Linked DNA regions of Mus musculus: region 1 is linked to region 2. A link is a loop called in an ENCODE intact Hi-C map of the cell type or tissue named here. Cell type or tissue: heart. All regions are shown on one strand. Each heading gives the region's core, and the rest is flanking DNA. Links, peaks and the distances in the headings are about the cores only.

The links. Peaks named below come from ENCODE experiments on the same cell type or tissue, not always from the same donor. Only the 100,000 strongest peaks of a DNase experiment are listed, where the experiment ranks them.
Region 1: it touches region 2 in a loop (6-fold over the local background); 3 of 42 quality-filtered maps call a loop at or near these places.

The regions. Positions count from the first base shown.
Region 1 is chr9:70,669,635-70,675,013 of GRCm38, forward strand. It overlaps Gm31872 (a long non-coding RNA gene), which reads left to right. Exons shown (of 3, transcript XR_379591.4): 3 at 1-471. Among named protein-coding and RNA genes, the nearest start is that of Adam10, 6.7 kb to the right of the region's middle. In heart, for the core only: a CTCF peak has its summit at 2,516; no DNase peak of the experiment used is centred there; H3K27ac peaks cover 886 bases.
Region 2 is chr9:71,089,557-71,094,935 of GRCm38, forward strand. No RefSeq gene overlaps it. Among named protein-coding and RNA genes, the nearest start is that of Gm46120, 23 kb to the left of the region's middle. In heart, for the core only: a CTCF peak has its summit at 2,736 (motif pointing left); no DNase peak of the experiment used is centred there.

The sequences.
Region 1 (5,379 bases), core at 67-5,066, 420 kb before region 2:
ATAAAGTGTTAAGTGATTGAGGAAGACACTTGATGTTGAACTGTGGTATGACATTCACACGGATATTATAAATAAATAAATAAATAAATAAATAAATAAATAAAATAAAAAATGAAATAAAGCAAAGCTTAGAAACAGAACCAAAGGCTTTATGGCAAGGGCAAAGAAGACATAGTTACTGAAAGGGACATGGTGATGAACAAGGTCCTGGGGATTGTTCTGATGCAAATGTGTTTGTCACACTGTGCTTTTGGTGGCCATCTCCATAGAGGCTCCTGAACAGGTGAGTGACCTGGTAGCTACCTGCCTGATCCTTACTGTGGCATGGTAAGTTGGCTAGCTGGATAGTTGACTGGTAAAATCACTTAGCGTATTTCTTTGGCAGGAGTGACTTAATCACGAAGCCACTTGTGGTCATGCTTCAGCTTCTCAAGTATTGATAATAAAGATGGGCTCATCAGCTTGATAACATCAAAGTCTACCTGAAGATCGTTTCAATAGTTTGTTTGCTTTTGTTTTTGAGACAAAGTCGCAATATGTAGCTCTGGCTGACCCAGAACTGGTCCTGACCCTTCCTCACTCTGTTTGCTCCTCAGGGATTACAGGTACACAACGTAACCATGCCTGTAATATTTAAAGACACATTTTGTAGGAATTTAGCTCTCATCCATTAGTCCTTGTGAGTTGGTAAATTCGGACAGCACTGAGAAACGGAGCTGGCAGGATGCATTAGTGAGGAAAGGCATTTTCCACCGAGCCAGATGACCTAAAGTCAATCTTCAGGGCCACACAGTGGAAAGGAAGAATTTAAGAGTTGTCCCCTGATCTCCACTCATTGACTGTGTCGTATCTTAACACACACACACACACACACACACACACACACACCCATAAATAAGCATTTTGTTTAAAGCCATGTTTGTGGTCCTTCAAAGCTAAGAAGTAGGACTGCGGGTGTGGCTCGGCGGTATCATAAAACATGTGCTTATCAAGCACGAAGGTCTGCATGTAACTCTCCAGCCCTTAAAACTCAAACAAAAAGTAAGGAGTAGGCTTTGGACCATGGCAACACATCTTTATTTAACAAAGAATTCTAGAGAGTAGACTACAAGATTCAGAGAGAAGGTTAATTCAGAGTTAAGGTTGGATTAGAAAGGATAATGTTGGGTGATGAGGAAGGACAGAGTCTAGGTAAAGGACACTTAGTTACAAAGTAATTGTTTTTCTAGTTTTAACTCTGTCATAGATTTTCTTTCCTTTCTTTTTGTAGATAAGTGCATACAATGTTTAAAAGTCGATTTTTTTTTTTTTTTTTTTTTTTGGAAACATGGTTTCTTTGTATAGTTCTGGTTGTCCCTGAACTTGTTCTGTAGACCAGGTTGGCCTGGAACTCACAGAGATCCACTTGCCTCTGCCTCCTGAATGCTGGGATTAAAGGTGGGTGCCACCACTGCCCAGCAAGTGGATAAAATATAATTGATAGTATATAAGCCAAAGCAAAGGTCAACAGCTTTAAAATGGCTACTCTAATTGTACAGAACTTCATTAAGATGTGTAGGCTTGGGGCTACATCAGCCTAGCTGGATGTTGTTGTGTTTTAGTTTGCAGGTTACACACACACACACACACACACACACACACACACACCCCTTAAGTTAGAAGCTTACTGTACTCCTTACTCTCTTTTCTCATTGCTGTGACCAGATACCTGGCAAGAAGCGACTTAGGGAAAGAAAGATTTATTTCGGTTCATGGTATGAGAGGTACAGCCTATCATGGGGAGGAAGGCAGGGCAGCAGGAACAGGTGGCTGGTCACGTGATGCCCTTAGTCAGGAAGCAGAGAGAGGTAGTGCTGCCGCTTCCTCCTCGCCCCCCTTTTATTCAGTCTGGACCCCAGGCCATGGGGCCCCAGCCCACACTTCCTTCCTCAGTTAACCCTCTCTGGAAACATCATCGCAGACACACCAAGACTTGTCTCCTAGATGACTTCAAATCAAGTTAAGTCAACTCTGAAAATGAACTATCACACCTGGTACATCTTCCTGTCTATAAAATGGATTACATCTATCTCACAGCATTGTTGCAGTGAATAAACAAGATTGTGTATATTAAAGTGTATATTAACATATCAGGGCTATTATTTGATAATCTGTGGGTATCTGTCCTAGTAACAGAATAAACGTTTGTAGAGTTTCACAACCATGATCATTGCCATTCTGTAGGTTTTCTGGTCCTCTGCCTTTGCCTTCAGGGTCTTGGTCCTGTTGATGTCAGCTGCCACGGTAAGAACACGAGAGTTTCCAGGAAGTAACGCATGCTTAATTGTAACAGAAGGCTAAAAATAAAAGGTGTTTTGGGATAAAATGTGATCGAGATTACTGGAGCCAGAGAAGTGTAAGCAAAATCTTCAAGGACTATTGGAAGTTGGTCTAGTTTCTGAAACAAAGGTCACACAGGCAATTTACTGACGGGAAAACTGAGTTCCAGAGTGACAGACGTCAAGCCCAGTCCAAAGAGGGCAGTCTTTCCTCAGTTCCTGACAAGCAAAGCAGAAGCATCTACAGCTACACAGAGCCATGGCTGTGCCTTGAAAGCTCCTAACTGTTGGATATGAATGAATAAGGAAAATTTTTTTAAAAAATCACTTCAAATCAAAGGAAAGGCGCCTGTGTCTAACATGGTTTCTGAGCCGTCAGCCTGTGCCCTGACCTTGAGAGGCTGGGTTAAAGCTGTGAAAAGGGGAAAGGAAACAAAGACAGAAAACAAGTTGGCAGAAAAGTGCAAGACGTTTTCAAGACTAGACAGACCAGTTTAACTGAATGGAGAGGAAAGAGAGGCCCACAGATGGATGAGGTGTGCCTGTGGAGGCTTTAAATTTTTCAGTAAGCTACTAGAAGTTTAGACAGGAAGATATTGTTTCTAGTTTTTGAATAGAGTACTCAAATTTAGCCTATATTCGTATTGAACTTTAGTAAGTTTGTGTTGGACATGGATATACTGTACTGTGTGGCTCTTTCTAAAACTCCTATAATATGTGAGTCACACTTGTCTTTGAGAATTAGGGAGAACGTGGTTATAATTCAGTATTACAAATGCTTGGCTAGATGTGACAGCCCCTGAGTTCACTCACACACACACACACACACACACACACACACACACACACACACACACAAACACTACATAAATAAGCATTTTGTTTAGAGCCATGTTTGTGGTCCTTCAAAGCTAAGAAGTAGGACTGAGGGGTGTGGCTCGGGCGGGGTGGGGGGGTGGGGAGAGGAGAGAGTATGAGAATATTTGATTTTTTTTTCAGTTTGGGGATCAAATCCACTAGGTTCCTATAGTAACCAGGGCTAAGTATTTAAATAAACATTACAATTTTGTAAGTCTATATTAGAGGTATATAGATGGTAATTCTTTCTAGTAGAGAAGTTAATAAGGATTTGAGAAGAGGGAAGAAGCCTTAGGCATAGGGTTTCTATTGCTGTGATAATACACCATGCCCATAGGCAGCTCGGGAGGAAAAGGTCTATTTCACTTATACGTTCACACCACAGTTCATTACTGGATGAACTCAGGGGAAGAACCTGGACGCAGGAGCTGATGCAGAGGAAGAGCTCTGCTTACTGGATTGCTTTTCCCATGGCTTACTCAGCTAGCCCTCTGAAAAAAATCCAGGGACTCCAAGCCTGGGGTGGTGTGACCAACTCAGCTGGGCCCTCCCATATCAATCCTCCATCAAGAAAATATACCATAAGCTTGTTCCTTCTTCCAAAAGGACCTTAGCTTGTGTCAAGCTGACTCAAAACCCAGCCAGTACACCATATCTCCATTCTGTCTCCGTGCATTTTAAAGGAAATGGATACCCAGTCCCCACCCCCACCCCAGTGTTGGGAATTCTTATGTGTGCTAGGCAAGTACTGTCACCTCTGCGGTTGATCTATATCCCCAGCTCAGACACTGGTACTTTTAAATGCCTGTAGTTGTAAATAGCATATTTCATTAGTCTCTAAAAGTGTATTTAATGCATTCCCCCTAATTCTTCTTTTACATGAAAAGTAAAATTCTAACCAAAAAAGTGTATTGAGAAATGAATCACTGAGCCTCATTCTGTAGAACATGTGGGAGAGACACTCCTTCTGGAGGGTAGAACATGTGCAAAGGTGTTGAAGTGGGAAGTGGTGTGTGTTTGGGAAACTAACTGTTGTTGAACGGCGGCACATTGCGCTGATTAAAGCCAGCCTGTTCTCCAGACAAATTGAACCTTGGCGGTTGGCTCTGCCACTCAGGTTTCTGACTTAGGGTGGATTACTTAAGTTATTTCAACTTCCATTTCCTTACAAATGTCAGCTCCTGTTACTCTGATTTTGCCCTTGTTTCCTTCTATTTTACTAACTCCTCCACCACCACTGGTGCTAAATTGAACTTAGGATCTCATGTACCCCAGACAAATCTCCACTGAGTTGCATTTCCAGGGAAGAAAAGGAATGTGTAGCTCAATGTTATAACTCTACACACTAGACCCTTGGACCAGTTCTCAGGTCTGACAAAAACAGACTTGATGACCTATTAGGATTGGAGCTTAGAAGGTTTGAGGAGGTTGAGAGCGGTTGGGTAAATTGGAACTTATTGAGTGCAGTGTAGCTGTATAACACCAGGGGAGAGGTAGTGAACAAATATCACATGTAATTATGATAGAATCATCTAGAATTCTATAATGCTTACTATATGCTATGTATTTGCCTTGGTGCTTTACACTTGTTTTTAAATTATTTACTTATTGATTGATTGATTATATGTAAGTACACTGTAGCTGTCTTCAGACACTCCAGAAGAGGGCTTCAGATTTCGTTATGGATGGTTATGAGCCACCATGTGGTTGCTGGGATTTGAACTCAGGACCTTTGGAAGAGCAGTCGGTGCTCTTAACCGCTGAGCCATCTCACTAGCCCCCTAAATTACTTATTTTTACTTATTTAACTTTTGGTTTTTCAAACAGGGTTTTTCTGTGCATCCTTGGCTGTCCTAGAACTCTGTAGACCAGGCTGGCCTCAAACTCAGAGATCCACCTGCCTCTGATTCTTGAGTGCTGGGATTAAAGGCGTGTGCCACCACTGTCCTGCTCTTTTACACTTATTGATTTATTTAACTCTGGAGGCAATCTGTGGTAGGCAGCACTATTCTCCAATTCTGCAGATCAGAAACTGAGACCCAAATGTCCTTTAAACAAGGGATTGACTTTATTATTATTTTATGTGTACAGGTGTTTTGCTTGTATATGTGTCTGTGCACATGTGTTCCTGGTACCCCCAGAAGCCAGAAGAAAGTGTTGGATCCCCTGTTATTAGAGTTATAGACTGTTTTAAGCCACCACA
Region 2 (5,379 bases), core at 60-5,059:
TAGTAGCCTGGGCTGGAATTTGTGTTCTCTTAGTGTCTGTATAACATCTGTCCAGGCTCTTCTGGCTTTCATAGTCTCTGGTGAAAAATCTGGTGTAATTCTGATAGGCTTGCCTTTGTATGTTACTTGACCTTTTTCCCTTACTGCTTTTAGTATTCTATCTTTATTTAGTGCATTTGTTGTTCTGATTATTATGTGTCGGGAGGAATTTCTTTTCTGGTCCAGTCTATTTGGAGTTCTGTAGGCTTCTTGTATGTTCATAGGTATCTCTTTCTTTATATTTGGGAAGTTTTCTTCTATAATTTTGTTGAAGATGTTTGCTGGTCCTTTGAGTTGAAAATCTTCATTCTCATCCACTCCTATTATCCGTAGGTTTGGTCTTCTCATTGTGTCCTGAATTTCCTGGATATTTTGAGTTAGGATCTTTTTGCATTTTCCATTTTCTTTGATTGTTGTGCCGATGTTCTCTATGGAATCTTCTGCACCTGAGATTCTCTCTTCCATCTCTTGTATTCTGTTGCTGATGCTCAAATCTATGGTTCCAGATTTCTTTCCTAGGGTTTCTATCTCCAGTGTTGCCTCACTTTGAGTTTTCTTTATTGTGTCTACTTCCCTTTTTAGGTCTAGTATGGTTTTGTTCATTTCCATCACCTGTTTGTAGGTTTTTTCCTCTTTTTCTGTAAGGACTTCTACCTGTTTGATTGTGTTTTCCTGTTTTTCTTTAAGGACTTGTAACTCTTTAGCAGTGTTCTCCTGTATTTCCTTAAGTGATTTATTAAAGTCCTTCTTTATGTCCTCTACCATCATCATGAGATATGCTTTTAAATCTAGGTCTAGGTTTTCGGGTGTGTTGGGGTGCCCTGGACTGGGCGAAGTGGGAGTGCTGGGTTCTGATGATGGTGAGTGGTCTTGGTTCCTGTTAGTAGGATTCCTACATTTACCTTTCGCCATCTGGTAATCTCTGGAGTTAGTAGTTATAGTTGACTCTGTTTAGAGATTGTTCTTCTGGTGATTCTGTTACCGTCTATCAGCAGACCTGGGAGACAGATTCTCTCCTCTGAGTTTCAGTGCTCAGAGCACTCTCTGCTGGCAAGCTCTCTTACAGGGAAGGTGCGCAGATATCTTGTTTTTGGACCTCCTCCTGGTCGAAGAAGAGGGCCCAAAACAGGGCCTTTCTCAGAAGCTGTGTTGCTTTGGCAGTTCCCAGAAGCTGTCAGCTTCTGTGGTGCAGACTCTCACCTGTGCAGACTAAATTCCTAAGTTCCAGGGAGTCCCGGAACCAAGATGGCGACCGCTGCTCCTGAGGCTGAGGCCACCTCCCGAGCCAGGTGGACACCTGTCCTCTGGTCCGGATGGTGGCTGGCTGTCTGCGGCCTGCCAAGGGTGCTGCCTCAGCGGCTCTGTGCTTCTGCCTGTCCCAGAAGCTGTCCGGTTCTCTGGCGCACCCTCTCACCTGTTCAGACTAATTTCCTAAGTTCTGCTGAGTCCCAGAACCCAGATGGCGACCGCTGCTGCTGAGGCTGAGGCCGCCTCCCAAGCCAGGCGGACACCTGTCCTCTGGTCCGGATGGTGGCCGGCTGTCTGCGGCCTGCCAAGGGTGCTGCCTCAGCGGCTCTGTGCTTCTGCCTGTCCCAGAAGCTGTCCGGTTCTCTGGCGCACCCTCTAACCTGTTCAGACTAATTTCCTAAGTTCTGCTGCGTCCCGGAACCAAGATCTCAATTTTCTTTTAATGTTTTTTACCTCTCTTAGTCTGACATACTGACAGTTTCTTTTCCCCCCACTGACTGGAACAAAATGGTTTTTATTCATCATATGTATTGGGATGCTTGGTGTAAAAATTCTAGGTCCTGACTGCAAACTTGGCTGTTGCTTACAATAATTCTCTTCTCAATGGCTATTTAATGAACACAGCTATTAAATAAAAATGAATGTTAGATATAAACGCGTGAGATCTTATCTTTCCTCCTCTGTAAAGAAAAAGTATGTCAGTGGAATGTATAATTCATAGTTTAGCCAGAAGATCACAGTAACCCAAATGACAGCAGGCATGGAATGAGCAGAGACTCTGTAGTCATGGAGGAAAGCTGGAAGGTTTACTACAGATTGACAATAGCTCCCCAAGACTCTCTGTGTGTCCTGAGTCAAACCATCAGAAAAAAACAGCTTGGGGCTTTTATGTTATTAGAATATTTATTTATTTACTTAGGCACAAGTGTGCATGTGTGTGTACATGTGTGTATGTGTGCATGTGTGTGTGCGCGCGTGTGTGTGTGTATGTGTGTGTGTGTATGTGTGCACTCATCTTTGTGTGTGCACACTTGAGTGTGCAGGCCAGAGGTCAGCTATGCATATCACTCCTCAGGAGCTATCTATTTTGCTTATGGAAATAGGGTCTTTTATTGGTTTGTAATCCCCTCACTAGGCTAGGCTGGTTTAGGGATCTGCCAGTCTCTGCCTCCCCAGCACTAAGGTTAAAAGTGCATACTGTCACACCCTGGTTTGGCTGCGACAGAGTGGGTTCTAGGGATTAAACTCCGGTCCAAATGCTTAGAAGGCTTGGGAACTGTGAGCGGTTACTACATATTCTCTGGTAGCCTCGGGGAACCCCCTTTCCCTTCTTAGCCACAGTTTTGCTATCCATAGCTAAGCAAGAGAGGTCTGCGGGGGAAGCCTGAGAAAGCCCCTCCTTACTATGAAGATAAGCATCTTCCTTTCCTTTTGCTCCCTCTGCTGGCCATTGGTAGAAATAACACTTTTGCCACCAACCTGCTCAACCTGTTGTCCCAGGGCTTATCATTTGGTGTTAGATAACCAATTGGGGGGATGATGTCTCAATCCTGGAGCAGGCTAGTTCCCCCACTCTCAGCAGTCCTTAGTTGTCTGTAGTTGTTTGTCAAGGGTTGAGGTATCTTGAGTTTTCCCCTTCTGTGTCAGCATGTCTGGTCTACAGAGTGAGTTCCAGGACAGCCAGGGCTATACAGAGAAACCCTGTCTCGAAAGAAAGAAAAAAAAAAAAAAAAAAAAAAAGAAAGCTAGCTGCCAAGTAATAGGGTAGGCCATGCTGTGGGGAAGAAAAGACCTCAAGATATCTCAAGATAAGAGATTCATACAGAGAGCCACAAAGGCATCAAATATGTGAGTGGGGAAGCCATTTTGGATGCTCAGGTCCAGCGGCCCCCAGAATTCCTCTGACTCCCCTGCCATCTCCAACAGTAAGAGAATCTAAGAGCAAGACAGACTGGAGAGCCACCAAATCAGCTCATGGGAGTACAAGTGAGAACAATGCATGGGAGATTTAAAGGCTACTACATTTGGAGAATTTGATGTAGAGCAATAAAAAAACCAAACAACCCTCTCAAAAAACATCCCAGAGATAAATGAGTGTGTGTAATGCTGAAGATGTAATTCACCCAGTCTGGGATTTAGCTTACACATGGTAGTCAGCTCAGTTGTGTAGCCAGCTGCTATTCCCTGCTGTCTACCACAGGACAATGATTAGACTATTTCTCCAATCTCTTCTTAAATAGTACCGTGGACTTATGAGAGATTTTATATTTTTCCCTTATTGTCCTTAGTGACACACTGCCTCATATCTAACAGAATAATTTGTCATCTAATAATCATCATTTGTGTCATCTTTAATTTGATATATTTTATGTCATGAATATTTTATCAAAGTCATTGATAAAATTGATGAGTAGGACTTAACCCATTTAGTATTTTTTAAAAACAAAAGTATTTTAAAATATTTGTTTGCATGTGTTGTAGTTTGGGGCATGGGGTGGGGTTGTACACTTCCTGAAGGTGCTAGAAAAAGCCAGAAGAGGGCATCTGCTCTGGATCTGGAGATACAGGCAGCTGTAATGCACCTGACATGGGCACGGGAGACCAAAGACCACTCTTAATTGCTGAACCATCCTTCCAGCTCCATACAGTTAATCTTTTAGTAAGGTGCTTTAAATATTTTTCTGAGTAGTTTTTGATACTTGAATGGAGCAACACTTAGTGAATGGTCATTGCAGCTGAAAAAAGAAAAACCATCCAAATTTGCCACCCATATAATAATTACTCTTTTATCATCTGCAGTTTTACAAATAAGTCATACACATTTTATTCAAAGCACTGATTAAAATTTTCAAATGGGACCTGGCAAATTCAGAGTCCTTTGGGAGGACACTCAGGCCAATGGAGTAGAGGTTTTGTTCTATCCTCTGAGTGACACTTAAGAAAGGTTCTAGCTACAAACTTGGCTGATCAGTAGCTCTTCATGCTGGTCTTCTATTCCCTTTGGCTCATGATGACATTGTGGAGAATTTAGAGTTGAGATATATTGGTTCTTTCTGTGTATTTTCAGAAAAGAACACTCTAATGAAATGATTTAAATTTAGTCTGACATGGCTGGCTGCTATGTTATCAACTTGTGTAGTTTCCTAATGAACACTAATTTGTTCCCTACATGATCATGAATAATTCATCCTGGGATCTGGAGAACTCAGGTTTGGTGATCCAACACACCTGGGTTGAAATCCTGGCTCTCATCATTGTGAACAAGGCCAGCTAGTCAGCTTCTCTGGGCCTCAGTTTCTCTTTTGCACAGTGAGAATGATCGAATTTCCCTCCCGGGTTTGATGTGATGTTCAAAACAGGAAGTTGTCACAGAAGCTAACAGCTTCTGGAACAGGCAGAAGCCACAGAGCTACTGAGGCAGAACCCATTTTGGGCTCTTGACATCCGGGCACCTTCCCTGCCAGAGGAGGGGCGCCTGCCCCACCTAGGAGGGCTTTGCCGTAGCACCTGGGGGAGCCACCTTGGTTCCCGGATCCTGCTGAGACTAGTCTGCACAGGTGAGAGTGTGGACCACAGAAGCTAACAGCTTCTGGACACAGGCCCTGTTTTGGGCCTTCATCTTCTGCCAGGAAGCAGGTCCGAACTCCAGATATCTGTGCACCTTCCCTGCAAGAGGAGAGCTAGCCTGCAGAGAGTGCTCTAACCACTGAAACTCAGGAGAGAGCTAGTCTCCCATGTCGGCTGATAGAGCCTAACAGAATCATGAGAGGAACAAGCTCTAACCAGAGACAACTATAACAACTAACTCCAGAGATTACCAGATGGTGAAAGGCAAACGTAAGAATCTTACTAACAGAAACCAAGACCACTCACCATCATCAGAACTGAGCACTCCCACCTCTGCGAGTCCTGGGCACCTCGACACACCCGAAAAGCTAGACCCAGATTTAAAAGCATATCTCATGATGATGGTAGAGGACATCAAGAAGGACTTTAATAACTCGCTTAAAGAAATACAGGAGAACACTGCTAAAGAGTTACAAGTCCTTAAAGAAAAACAGAAAAACACATCTAAACAGGTGATGGAAATGA